3 separate regions of the Homo sapiens genome follow, and regions 1 and 3 are each linked to region 2. A link is a contact called in ENCODE Hi-C or POLR2A ChIA-PET data. All regions are on one chromosome and are shown on one strand. The core of a region is the stretch at or near the end of the contact, and the rest is flanking DNA. Distances in the headings are between cores, read along the strand shown. Region 1 holds the start of ZFYVE26 (zinc finger FYVE-type containing 26). Region 2 holds the start of ZBTB1 (zinc finger and BTB domain containing 1). Region 3 holds the start of PRKCH-AS1 (PRKCH antisense RNA 1).

Region 1 (4,477 bases), core at 462-2,961, 3.3 Mb before region 2:
AGTTATAATTTTGCAAAGGCGGTTTCACTTCGGAATGCTGAGGCAGGCAGATCACTTGAGCTCAGGATTTCGAAACCAGCCTGGCCAACATGGCGAAACCCCGCCTCTACTAAACATACAAAAATTAGCCAGACATGGTGGCAGGCACCTGTGATCCCAGCTACTTGGGAGGCTGAGGTGAGAGGAGCCAGACATTGCCTCAAAAAAAAAAAAAACCTTAATGGGCCAGAAAGCCATGTTACTTTTCTCAGGAATCGAGGACAATCCACCAATCACAGAAGAGTTTTTGGAAGAAAACGTTTTGTTTGTTTTAACTTGCTCTTTTCACCACCCTTTGGTGATTAAATAGTTTGGGAAATGCTGAATGAAATTACTAAACCTGAAACACACATAGTGAGGAAAGCTGAGAGTCTGTGATTAAAGCACACCAGGGAAACCAAACAAAAGGCTTGGTGTAAGGCAGCTGTGGTGAGCAAACCTAGTAAGCCGTTACTTCAAGAGTTGGTTTCAGGCTGGGAACGGTGGCTCACGCCCGTAATCCCAGAACTTTGGGAGGCCGAGGTGGGCGGATTGCCTGAGGTCAGGAGTTCGAGACCAGCCTGGCCAACATGGTGAACCCCTGTCTCTATTAAAAATACAAAAATTAGCCGGGTGTGGTGGCGCGCGCCTGTAAATCCCAGCTACTCAGTGAGGCTGAGGCAGAAGAATCGCTTATCCCAGCTACACAGTGAGGCTGAGGCAGGAGAATCGCTTAAACCCGGGAGACGGAGGTTGCAGCGAGCCGAGATCGCGCCATTGCACTCCAGCCTGGGAGACAGAGCGAGACTCTGTCTCAAAACAAAAGACTTGGTTTCAGATTATTGTGTTTGCGAAAAAGCCTTTGCTCATTCTTTGCTCTCTGATCTCTTATGCATACTTCTGTCTTATAATTTAGCCCACCGTCTCCTAATTTTTGGCCTGCATCTCCCTTGAGAAGAAGGACCTCCATTTACTCAACTTAGAGAATAGGGCCTAAGCCCGGTGTAGTGGCGCGCGCCTCTAGTCCCAGCTACTACAGGAAGGCTGAGGCTTAAGGATTACTTGATCCAGGAAGTTCGAGGCTGCCATGAGCCGAGATCACACCACCGCACTCCAGCGACAGAGAGACTCTGTCTCTAAAAAAATAAAATAAAGCCTAGCACACCGTTCAATTAACAGTTGTAGGGTAAATGTGCAAATAAATGAATGGAGTGAAGCAGAAGAATATGGAAATTCAGACCGCAGAGTTCCGGAACAAAAGAGCCCAGTAGATAGAATAATAATGGAGGAGAACCCAGTTCTCCTAGCTCCGGGTATCCCCCGCGCCTGGCAAAACACCATCACTGGTTGGCGTTCAATAAATGTTGACTTCACATGTTAAGGAGATAAGAGAGTGGAAGAAAAAAAAAAATCCAGGGTCACAGTTCTTCCTGCCACCTGCTCGGCCGAATGCAGAACTGAAAGTATTGAGCGCCGGAGCTGTCACAATTGAGGGAGATGGTCCGCAGCCAGGTAGCTGATTTCCTCTTTCCGAGCTTTCTAGCTTTCCCTACTCCCGGAGAGGTGGCGTCACGTGACTCAAACAAATATGGCACTTAATTTTCATCTTCCCTGCCTTGAGCCAATAGGAGTGGGGCTTTCAGTCTTTGTCACCACCCCCACCACCGCTGTTCGGAGTGGGTTCTGTCACCTGACTCGGCTCAAACATGGCTGCGCTGAGAGCTCTATTGCTTTGGGCGCCGGGAGCAGGTGAGTGTAAGACACCCCTGAGAGGGAGGGGCCCCTCTCCACGACCCCCGCAGAGAGCGTCCCTGCGGCCCACCCCCACACTGCTTTCCACTTATGACACAGATTCGTCTCCTGGTCGTCAATCCTCTGCCTTAACAGAGGGCTCAAACTAGGGAGGTTCCTGCTGAATTTCTCATTCTTGAGGAGGCGACCACCTGGGGATTTGGAGTCAAGACTGGGCATAACGTTCAGTAGGGAATACGGACGTAGAGTTATGGGTCTGCGCCCGGAGCAAATATGACTATTAATATTATTAAATATAGGAATCCGCGTGAAGAGATGGGATCCACCCCTTGAAGAAAGTGTTTTCAAAAAGTAACGTGGGAAATTAAACTGAAAACGATACTTAGGCAAGCAAGTCCCGCCTTTCCCAGGCGGACCAGTAGTTGCTGCTTTGTCTTAATACAGTGCCTTCTGTTTCTTCTCACTGGCGTTGTGTTGTTTCTAGGAGGTACTCCGCGAATGAGAACATTGAGAATGTGTTCGGCATAACTCATTTCTTTGTATCTCCCTGCACTCTGTGCTGGGAAAATGAATCATCCATTTGGAAAAGAGGAAGCTGCTTCGCAGAAGCAGCTTTTTGGATTTTTCTGCGAATGCCTGCGGAGGGGAGAATGGGAGCTGGCACAGGCATGTGTACCTCAGCTACAGGAGGGACAAGGGGATATCCCAAAGAGGGTAGAAGACATACTTCAGGCATTGGTGGTGTGTCCAAATCTGCTGAGGTAAGGGATCTCTTTTCCTACCAGACGGTCCCAGGGTGAGAGACATGTGGTTCAATATTTGGGCATTGGTCAATGTGCCCCCACTCAACTACCCTCTGAAGAATAAGCAGAGGCACAGTGTATTTCACGTGCTCTGAAATTTTACCTCTATAGTATACATCCATTACTTAGTCAATATTGGCTTTTGATTATCATCTGCAACTGAATGTAAGCCTGGCTGCCAAAGTGTGCCTGAAACTGCCATTTCTTGTTTATCCTCGTTAATATAGATGGTGGAACTGCATTGAAAACTATTTTCTTTGCCTCCAAAAAAGCAAACCCTGCTCTCTTCTTGCTTATGAGATTGAAAATATTGTTGTCGCTTTACTTAAAACTTTTTATTTCGAAATAATTGCAGTCTCACAAGAAGCTGCAAAAATAATGGAGTCCAGCGTATCCTTTTCCCAGTCTGCCCCAATTGCGACGTCTCATACAGCTGTAGTACAATATCAAAACCATGAAATTGACATTGGCACATTACTTTAAATGACACTACAGAGTTTATTTGGTTTTCAGCATTTTCTTAATCTGCCTTCATTTTTTCATTTGTAGTTTTATGCAGTTTTATCCATATATAGATTCATGTAATCCCACTGTAATAAGGATCAGAACTGTTCCATTACCACAAAAGAATTCCCTCACTCCTTGGTGCTACCTCTTTGTATTTATACAACAACCCCTCCTTGTTCCCTGGCAACCACAGTTCTCCATCCTTGATTTTCAATGAAGTTCCTCCTGGTGATGCTAGTAACCACTGGTGATGTAGGAGTCAAATGTACCGTTTTAAGTCTTTCCTTGGGTTTTCCTTCCTTTGACTGTTATGCTATACTGTTTACATATTGTATTAGCACATATACGATGGAGAAACTTAAGTGATCCCTTCCTTTTCTTTTTCTCCTTTAATTTGAGATCTAGCCAGTTACCGTCTAAATTCCTAACTTCAAAGAAAGGCTTATGAATTCCTAAAGTCCTGTTTTTAGCATATAGTTAAAAATAAATTTGTATGAAGTTCCTTTTTTAAGACTGTCTGATTCACTTTCTGTATTAAAAATATGCTTCAGATAGTATTAGCTATTATGGTTTTCTCGAATATTATTTTATTTTAAACTAAGATAAGGAGGTGGAGGTGAGATTAAGGCTTTTTATGAAAGCTGCTAGCTCTGTTCTGGTTCTGATTTGTTTGTTTGTTTGTTTGTTTGTTTGTTTGTTTTGGAGACAGAGTCTTGCTCTGTCACCCAGGCTGGAGTGCAGTGGCATGATCTAGGCTCACTGCAACCTCCGCCTCCCAGGTTCAAGCGATTCTCCTGCCTCAGCCTCCCGAGTAGCTGGGACTACAGGCGCCTGCCACCGCACTTGGCTAATTTTTGTATTTTTAGTAGAGATGGGGTTTCATTATGTTGGCCAGGTTGGTCTCGAACTCGTGACCACAGGTGATCCACCCACCTCAGCCTCCCAAAGTGCTGAGATTACCGGTGTGAGCCACCTTGCCTGGCCTGGTTCCAATGTTTTACTGAACTGTCATATACATTTAAAAATATCTCATTAGGGCAGTGTCTTGCCTGTTCAGGTTTAAAACAGAATAAGCAATGAAATCTGTCTTGGATGACAAAAGATGAAAGATCAGTAGAAACTCTTTTTTACAAGTCTTTCTTTTTACCTTTTTCAGATGTGGGCAGGACATCAACCCTCAAAGAGTAGCCTGGGTCTGGCTTCTTGTACTGGAGAAATGGTTGGCCCGGGAAAAGGTAAGTAGGTTTATATTAAATTTTCCTCCGAGGCCAGGACTGAGAAGAACTTGAAAGTAGTTGTGGGATTTCCCTTCTGTCTGTTACTTCCTTTATCATTAAATTCATCATACTCATTCTCAAAGAATGGCTTAAATTTTTATTGCTGTCTCCTTACCTAAA
Region 2 (4,512 bases), core at 1,283-3,782:
CACCATTTTAGCATGAGATACTAGCACAGAAGAAAATGTCAGGAGAAAACATTCTATAGAGACCAAAGTGACCTCTCAAGAAGATGTTTCTCAAATATACCTCATTTTTTTTGGGAAGACAACAGATTGCAGCTTATTAACAAAAATCTATGGAAATTTTTCTGTATTTCTATACCAAATAGTTTCCTCTCCTTTGCACCAAAGGCTTAGTGCTTTTCCTGGCTAGAGGGCAAGTCTGAAAGCAGGTACTTCTTTTCTCCTGCACATTAGAAAGGGAAATGATGCTACAAAGAAAACGAGATACTCTTAAAAAGGTCGATGAACTATATCTTCCCCAGAGCCTGGCAAAAGAGGAGAATGAGGAAGCAGTACAAAAATTTAGAAGTGTTAAACTGAAATCAAAGCACAAGGTCAAGAGCAAGTGGCTGTGACTGTGCTCATGCCCTGCTAAGGCCCTGGTTAAATATGGTTTCTCTTTTCTCTGACAATGATACACCAGTCCCTTCCCCACAAAAACCCCAAAAAAGTAGGCCATCGTATTAGGAGTGGGAAGAATAGAAAGGCTTCAGGAAAGACTGTTCAACCTGAGTTATTCAATACCATGAAAATGTGGTATTAATGGAGAAAGCCTGCTTGCTCATAAAACGAATGTAAGAGGTTAACTGAAGACTCTACTGTAGACGTTATGTTTATTAACCTTTGGAAAAGCATTTCACCTCTACTATGCTTCAGTTTCCTGTTTTTGTTGTTGTTGTTGTTTGTTTTTTTGAGACAGAGTCTCGCTCTTGTTGCCCAGGCTGGAGTGCAGTGGCGCCATTTCGGCTCACTGCAACCTCCGCCTCCCAGGTTCAAGCGATTCTCCTGCCTCAGCCTCCTGAGTAGCTGGGATTACAGGCGCCCGCCACCACGCCAGGCTAATTTTTGTACTTTTAGTAGAGATGGGGTTTCGCCATGTTGGCCAGGCTGGTCTCGAACTCCTGACCTCGGGTGATCCACCCGCCTCGGCCTCCCAAAGTGTTGGGATTACAGGCGTGAGCCACTGCGCCCGGCCCAGTTTCCTGTTTCTTTAAGAGGAGGAACCCCCTTTCTAGCTCCCAAAGTCATCCAGTTATTATTGAGACTTTATTAGATATCCAGCAAGTGATTCAAAAGCAAAGTTTTGAGGTTCTGAGCAAATGTTGGCCAGCCATCATTCAAGCCTCATCTTTTTGTACTCAATTTTCCCCGTTTCTCCACATCATATCTATCTGCACTGACAAAATTTCATAGAATCTAATTTCTCCGTTTCAAAGAAGGCTGTGATTGCTCTGTAAATTATGAGACCTGCATCCTTCACCAAATCTGCTTCAGAGACATTGATCCTACGTTGCCTCAAAAAGCCTCGGACCACTCCTTGGGTTCGAGTGTCAAAGGGAACACTATTTCTTGTACTGATACATACCGTATGGAAATACACTAACACCAATGAAGAATCTGCGTGCACTGCCACACTGAAATTCGACTTAAGAACGTTATCACACACAAATGTCCTATCCCCAGAAAACGTCAAGGATTTTCATCAACCTCTTCCTGATTCGCCCAATTTAGAAAATGTCATGTCAACCCTTCAGATCATGTACACGCGTTGCTTAGGTAGAAAGGGAGACTGGGTGGGGTGGCTGAGCTCAGACCCTGCCTACATACTTTAGTAGTAACGACTCCCGATCTGCATCCAACACATTTACCGAACTTCTAGTAAGCGCCCACCGCTGCAAGCGAAAGCACTCCCTTCCCAAGAAACAGATCTTTTCCACTTAAAATTCCCAAACTCAGACCTTCCACTTTTTACTGAACAAAAAGCGTGTGTGCCGGCGAGAGGGGGTGGGAAACAGCGTAACAAGAATTTGCACGGATCTTACGCCTCCTCCCTCGGAGCGCGCCCAAGTCTGCAGCCTCGGGCTCCGGGACACTTCCCCTCCCACCCGCCGCCGAGCCGCAGCTGTAAGTTGAGAGAAGCGGGCTCTAGGCACGTCAATCAACCGGGTTCTCCCGCCTCCCGTCTACACCTCCCCTCCCCCCTCGAAAAAAATAAAGGCAGAGAAAGAAAGAAAAGAAGGTAACTAATTTGGGAACTAGTCTCCGTAGGGGCTTCGCCTCCGACTCAGGGAGGCCGCACGCCCGGGACCTGACGCGCCGGCAACAAGCAGGCGGCCTGGCAGCCGCCCGTCACCGGGTCCTCGCAGCGCGTCCGCCGCGCTCCGGCTCCCCGCACGGATCGGCGCCCCTCCGGCCCCGCACTCCGCCAGGCCCGCGGCCCGTCGCCCTCCGGCCTGGGCCAAAGTTGCGCAAATAGCCCCACAACTGGCAAATACTTACCGGCCGCAACAGGAACCAGAGCTGCGGAGATTTTAGGGAGTTTAAGGCAAATCAGCCGCGGGAAAGGCGGGCGAAGGCGAAGGGGCCGCGAGCTGCAGTGGCGGCGGCGCGCGGCGCTCGGCGCTCGGGCTGGGCTGCGCGGAGAGGCTCTGGCTCTGCCAGGGACTGTGCTGCAACAAAGGACTTCCGCTGCCGCACAGCCGCGCCTGCCGCACCGCACTGAGCCGGCCCCGCTTACGCGGCGACTCCGGGTCTGCCCACCAGTTCGCTGCGGCGTCCGCCAGCCTTCCCCTCCCTCTCGCCCGCCCACCCACTCTGCCGCTGGCTGCTAGGGGCACCCGCGGTCGCCTGTTTGTTGCAACAAGTTTCTGCGTCGAGCTCCGAGGAGGCTGGCGCAACCCGCACCGCGGGGGCCGTCGCGGCGGCGGCGGCTTGACCACCCCTCTTGCCCCTCTCAAGGGTAGGCTTGGGACCTCCTCCTCCTCCTGTTTGCACAGCTGGATGGAACTGGGCTCCTCCCGACTCCCCAGGGCAGGATGCGAGGCTGCTTTCCCACTCCGTCCAGATGTCAGACCCCTGCCCGTTGGGCCCAGCAGCTGGGCCGTCACTCGCGGTCCGCCTCGAGTGCTCCGGCAACCTCGCCCTGCCCCGTCGGTTCAGGGTCGCCCAGTCCCCGCGCCCCCCCGACCCCACCTTCCGTGGGCCTGCTGCCTCTGGCCCTGAGTCACTTCCCCCGCCATGCCCCACCTCGCCCAGTCCGCCTCTCCACCCAGGCTCCCGCGGCTCGGCCTCCCTGGCCCCGCGCCCTCATCCCTTCCCCAGCGAACACGCGGGCGCATCCTTCCCCACCCCCACCTTCACCCCAGAACTGAGGGGGTGCCTGTGCTTTTGCACACCCTGGGGAAAGTCCCCGGGTCACGCGGTTGTTTGTGGGGAGCCTGTGACGCTCAGGCTTGTCCCTATGCTTCCGCCTACAGAGTCACAACTGCGAACTGTGGCGGCGGCACTCAGAGCGCGGGCCGACCCCCGCCCGGCCACTGAGGCGGGCGGGCGGGAGGGCGCGCACGTACGCACGCACGCACGCACGCACACCCCGGCCCTGGCGCCCCTCTTTCCCCTGCTACCAGACACGCGGTCACGTGGGGCCATCGCGGGCTGCCGGCGCGGGAAGCCGCGCGAGAGGCGGCCGAGGGGTGCGTGAGCCGGCGCCACTGCTTGCAGTGCGCGGCTTGGGAGCCCGCCCCTCCTGCACGGAGGAGTCGGCCTGCCGCCGCGGCGGCATCTGGGTAAGCGACGCGGTCCTGCCCCTGTGGGCTGCCCCGGGCTCAGTCCCTCCTGCCGCGAGCCACCCAGGGCGGCGGCCTGCAGCTGCACCAGTCGCGGGACAGATGCAAGTAGCTGGGGAGAGGGGTGTTTTTGGTCCGATTGAGATGTCAGGCAGGGCACAGGAGGAAAATACATCCGCGAGTGAGCGCTGGGCCGACAATACCCAGAACCACCCTTTGCTGCTCGTAGGAGCGGCTGCCGGGGCCTGATTCAGGGTGGCACACGGGGTGCCGCGAAGGTGCAGAGCCGTCCCGGCCGCGGGTCCGGGTGCGACCCCCAGCAGGAAACCCCAGTAGGCCTGCGGCCTCCCTCGGGTAGCGCCGACCCCTCTTACGAGCGGGCGACTTTCCAGATGCTGGGAGGACGCTGCGGCTACTGTTTCCACTCCCAGCTTGTGATTACCTCGTTTCTAGGGCAAGAAGACATCCCCCCCTTTTCTATCTTCAAATTATGTTTATCTTGTTCTAAGCATATCCGGTTTTTCTTTTTGAAGCTTGACCCATCTTATCACCGTCTTCTCTGGCACTCAGTATTTGGAGTAATCAGTTGTTACCAGTTGCGGAGGCAGCGCATAGCACAACGTAGTACCTGGAACCTGACGGCACCTAGCATGTTTCAACAGTTAGCGCCCGCATCACCCCAAGGGATTAAATTTGGCATTCTTTCTCTTGAGACTCAAGTCCTGGCAGAGCTGTTGATCCTCTCACAAGATTCTGTCATGTATGTAAAGTACACTTTGGAATCTTAAATTTTAGAGCCGAGAGGTGCCTTATAGAAAATCTGTTTCATCCCTCTCGTTTTACAGAGAAGACACCAGGCCTGAAGAGCGTG
Region 3 (4,609 bases), core at 1,949-4,448, 3.2 Mb after region 2:
CATTCCTCACCATAGCATATGAGAGTTCCAGGTGCTCCACTTCCTCACCAACACTTGGTATGGTCAGTCTTATTAATTTTAACCTTTCTAGTGGGAACATACTGAGATCTCATTTTGGTTTTAATTTGCATTTCCTTAATGACTCATGATTTTGAGCATCTTTTAATGTGCTATTTGGCATGAAGGTGAGTGCCTATTGAAATATTTGACAAGTTACAAGTCATTTGTTGGATTTTAAATTAGGTATTTTTCTCATTATTATTGTGCTGTTAGAGTTCTTTTATATATTCATGTTACACATCTTTCATTTACGTATTGCAGTTATTTTCCCCCATTTGTGGCTTGGGTTTTTATTTTCTTAAACATTCTCTGGGAAGCAATAGTTTTTCATTTTGATAAAGTCCAACTTACTGATTTTTTTATAGTTGGTGCCTTTTGTACGCTATCTAAAAATTTTTTGCTGAACCCAAGGTCACTACAATTTTGTTTTCTTATAGAAGTTTCACAGTTAAACTCTTACATTTAGGTCTATAATCCATTTTGAATTAATGTCTTTGTAGGATGTGAGGTAAGTGTCAAGGCTCATATTACTGTATGTGGCTATCCAGTTGTTCAAGCACCATTAGTTGAAAAGACTATCATTTCCCCCACTGAGTTGCCTTCTTGGCAGCTTTATCAGAAATCAGTGGGTCATATATGTGTGGATCTATTCCTAGACTCTCTTCTATTCATTCCACTGATCTGTATGACTCTCTTTATTCCAATATCACATTATCTTGATTACGGTCATGTTACAGTTAGCCTTGAAATCAGATACTCTAAGTCCCCCAACTTGTTCTTTTTCAAAACTATTCTTAGACTGGTCTCAGTACTTTACATTTCCATATAAATTTTAAAGTCAGTCTGTCAATTTCTACAACAAACTTAGATTTTGACTGAGATTATACTGAACCTATTGAATACTTTGGGAAGAATTGAGATCTTAACCATATTGAATCCTCTCATCCATAACCTACAGCTAAGAGCTTCTCTGGATCTAGCAAAAACTAAGTCACTAGGTTTTGGGGGTTTTTTGAACCTGCAACTTCAATAGTTTTTTTTTAAGTCAGTAATCTGTAGTTCCACTTGCAACCATAAATTTATTATGGAGTAAATTCAATTATTCCACATTTAACTCTCTGAATAAACTACATGTCAATTTAAAATACTAAAGATAAATAAGTATTTCTTTAATCCTGAACTTCAAAAGCACCTTTGGGCCAGATGCAGTGGCTCACACCTGTAATCCCAGCACTTTGGGAGGTTGAAGTGGGAGGATGGCTTGAGGCCACAAGTTCAAGACCAGCCTGGTCAACAAGGTAGCAAGACCCCATCTCTATTTTTTTAAAGCATTTTTGAACCTATAAAGGATACTTTTTTAAAAAAGCATGCATTCCATATATTTCCAAATTTTTTTAACAAGATTTTCTTTAAAAAGAAAAGAAACAACACTCTGCCCAACCTATGTTCCATATCCTTACAGTTCTGAAATACCCAAAACCTTTTTAAAAAAAACAACAAAAAAAAAATCTGCCTTCTGATGCATGCAAACGCATGAAAAACTGCTGGTTTCAAGGTCATTTAAATGCTGACCCTCCCTACCAACCACTCAACGTTTTCCAAAACACCACCAGTGGGTTATATTAAACATCTAAGTGTAATTATTTCAGACCATTATAAATATCGATATCTGATTTACACTGAATATTCATCCAGTGGAACAATAAGCAGCTCTGTACATGCCACCTAGTCAGATAACGTGGATCTTCCTACACTTATGACACCAAGAAGTCCTCATCTTTTGGTCTTCATGTAGGCTGCAGGTTCTCCACCTCGACTGCATACTGGAATCACCTGGTGAGCCTAAAAGTACGGATGATGGGGTCCCACAGCCAGAGATTCCTATCTAGAATCTTTAAAAGTGGGGATTTTTTAAAGGTCCCTGGGTGATTCAAGTGGGAAGATTATGGTTGAGAAGGACGAGTCTAGGCTATCTCCAGGAAGAGATGCTTCTCATGGCCACTGGCCAATCTGCACCACCATAATTCAGAACCTAGTTCCTCTAGAGCTTTGCCCGACCTAACTCCTAATCAGACACTAATAGAACTCAACAATTCCATCTGGATGCCTACACTCACTTCTATTTCATTTCCAGAAATTCACAGGATAAATGTAAATATCTAACTGTATTTTAGCAATTCCTCTCTAGTCCCCACTTCTAAGTACCACAAAGTAAATTAGGCTGAAGGGAAATTAACTCAATATAATTTGACGATTAAGGTTAGTCATTATGGTTTTTGTACTTCTATTTAAAAGAAAGGAATAGCTCCACAAGCCATCTTTAATTTTAGAAAATATACGGTAAAATTACTAATTCCACAAAGTATAAAATAAATACCTAAATGAGCCTTCATCACCATCCATCTGATTTCACCACTTGTAAATTTCAAACATTTTCAATACTGATATTGGGTTCAAAACTGACTCCCTCCAGAACTTAAACTATTAAACTCCTGAGAGTCTTCAAATGGCGTACTCCACTTTGCCAAACCAGACTACTTTATTATAATTATCATTCCATCATCTCAAAGTGGGAACGATGACACCTGCATCACAAAGACAGTGTGAGGATTAGGCAGTAAAAGCATGTTAGCACCGTGTAGAGCGCTCTAGAAGTTTTAATTGATTTACAGCAGAAATTATGCCTCCTGGGAACTATGTGAAAAGCAGAGGCAAGGGGAGAGCTGCGGGTAGCTACACGTCAATACCCAGGAACACAGGCTGGTGATGGGGGGAGGGAAGACAGTTAACAACCTCCTGAGGAGTCCTTACAGCCTCTTCTCAGACCCATAGCAGCAGAAACCCACACTGCAGGACTCCCACCTCGGACTGACTAAGTTACTTGCAAGTATATGTAAATCTCATCTCCTTGGAAAAATGCTAAATAATAAAACTGCCAACGTGCAGACCCAGGCGCTCATTTCCCTGCCAGTGTAGCTCATGTACCTCTGGGATGTGCAAGCCGAAACACGTGTGCACGTCTGAGCGGCTGAACCAACATGTATCCATAAACATTATGAATAATACTCGCGAGAATGTACGGCTTTCTCCTAAGTAGCGCTTGAAGCACTTTACCCAAATCAAGTCCCTTTTGTATCACTCCTTCCCTGCCTTTCCTACCTATCACTCTCGTGCTGAAAGTTGGAGCTCCTTACCCAAAGACTGGGCGGAAAGGGTGACCGCCCTGGACCCCTGCCCGACTTCCCGTTAGGCCAAGCCGCTGTCCTGAAAGGGGATCGTGTCCAGGCCGGCTTCCTGGAGACACACCTGCGCCTGCACACACCCACCGCGGTCGCGTCACCAGTGCCGCGGCCACGTGGACGAAGACCAAAGTCTGGAGGGAATTCCCTCAGCCACAAAGCGATGGGAAAGCGGGACCCGGGTGAGTTTTGAAAAACATAAGGGGAACGGGGGTTGGGTGGACACAAAGGGAAGGGGTCACCGCTACTCACCCAACCCTCGAAGGTGTCCGAGGCGCCGGTCGTGCGCAGCAGCTCCTGGAACTGCAGGGTGCAGTTGGCCACGAAGTGGTCGTAGCCCAGGGGCGTCTCGTGGAAGACGGCCAACTCGAGGTGGCCGCCGTCGGTGACGTTAGCGCAAAACTCCTCGTTGTACGTGGGTTTGTTGGTCTTCTGCTTGGTGCTGGTCTGGCCCACGCGCACCTGGTCCACGCTCACCGTCAGATAGGGGTCCAGCAGCTGGTGGCCCTTCTTGAAGAGCGAGTGGCGCAGGGACCAGCGGGTGGGCTGCAGCCCCACTGCCTCACCGATGCGGACCCTCAAATAGCCATTGAACTTCATGGTGCCAGACGACATGCCGGCGCCGCTGCCCCGGCCCCGGGGGGCCGCGCTGCTTCGCAGCGGGAGAACCGGGAGTCCCGTCTCAGGCCAGCCCTCGGGACAGGTGCAGGAGTCGAGGCAGCCCTGGGGAAAGGCAGCGCCTAAGCGCCCCTCGACTGGCCATTCTGCCTCCTCCGTGGGACTTTTCCCTCCCCTCCTTCCCTCCCTCCCGAGGTGGAAAGGAGGGGAGCCCGCCGCCGAGCCCTCAGCGGGCCGGGGAAGCCCGACCGTCCCTTCCAAGCGCGCGGCGCCTCCCGGGGACTCGCGCAGGACTCGCCCCTTCTCCAGGGCCGGGCAGCTCCTCTCCCTGGAGAGCCGGACCTACCCGTCCGGTGAGCCCCAGCCCCAAGCGTCTCTTCCCCCGCCTCCTCTTGCTTCTCCTCCTGCCCCCGCCTCCGAAGGCTCACGCTCTCCCCCACTCGGCGAGCTTCAAACCAGGAAGCAGCTGCCGCCGCCGCATCCCCGGCGAGAACCTCGCACCGCCAGGTTCCAAGTTCACAGAACCCCCGCGTCCGCTCCCGCGCCTTCCGGACCCCAGGGGCGTGGCCCGCGGTCCGCGGCCCGGCCCTGCGGTGGGTGGATCCCCGCGCAAGCCCCCGGGAGGCCAGTGCCCGCTTGCGCCGCCCTGCGCGCCCTCCTTGTAGCGCTGGGTCTGGCCGTGCGCTGCGGGT

The links. Hi-C counts contacts between places; a loop is a spot of excess contacts on that map. ChIA-PET counts read pairs that join two places held with the same protein, here RNA polymerase II (POLR2A). Pooled maps may share reads with other maps.
Region 1: a loop to region 2 is called in a map of B cell, with 11 times the contacts of the local background. The contact joins the promoter of ZFYVE26 here to the promoter of ZBTB1 in region 2. A Hi-C loop is called at or near these places in 1 of 168 maps with a recorded cell type or tissue (B cell), 1 of 37 single-sample maps with no recorded cell type and 7 of 50 pooled maps.
Region 3: a pooled map shows a loop between it and region 2 (9-fold over the local background). The contact joins the promoter of PRKCH-AS1 here to the promoter of ZBTB1 in region 2. A Hi-C loop is called at or near these places in 1 of 37 single-sample maps with no recorded cell type and 8 of 50 pooled maps. POLR2A ChIA-PET finds 5 or more read pairs at or near these places in 1 of 52 experiments (activated CD4-positive, alpha-beta T cell).

Annotation. Positions count from the first base shown.
Region 1 is chr14:67,813,824-67,818,300 of GRCh38, reverse strand. ZFYVE26 (zinc finger FYVE-type containing 26) reads left to right here and starts at 1,711. Exons shown (of 42, transcript NM_015346.4): 1 at 1,711-1,767; 2 at 2,255-2,531; 3 at 4,237-4,315. The coding sequence starts at 2,338. RefSeq lists enhancers at 1,180-1,279, 1,330-1,499.
Region 2 is chr14:64,502,790-64,507,301 of GRCh38, reverse strand. It overlaps ZBTB1 (zinc finger and BTB domain containing 1), which reads right to left and starts at 2,532. Exons shown (of 2, transcript NM_001123329.2): 1 at 2,356-2,532. It overlaps ZBTB25 (zinc finger and BTB domain containing 25), which reads left to right and starts at 3,464. Exons shown (of 3, transcript NM_006977.5): 1 at 3,464-3,641. RefSeq lists silencers at 2,223-2,332, 2,443-2,702, 3,303-3,732 and enhancers at 2,422-3,092, 3,193-3,282, 4,053-4,152, 4,213-4,332.
Region 3 is chr14:61,321,407-61,326,015 of GRCh38, reverse strand. It overlaps PRKCH-AS1 (PRKCH antisense RNA 1), which reads left to right and starts at 3,198. Exons shown (of 5, transcript NR_186042.1): 1 at 3,198-3,481. PRKCH (protein kinase C eta) reads right to left here and starts at 4,437. Exons shown (of 14, transcript NM_006255.5): 1 at 3,552-4,437. The coding sequence starts at 3,914. RefSeq lists enhancers at 3,005-3,548, 3,549-4,093 and silencers at 4,055-4,224, 4,375-4,609.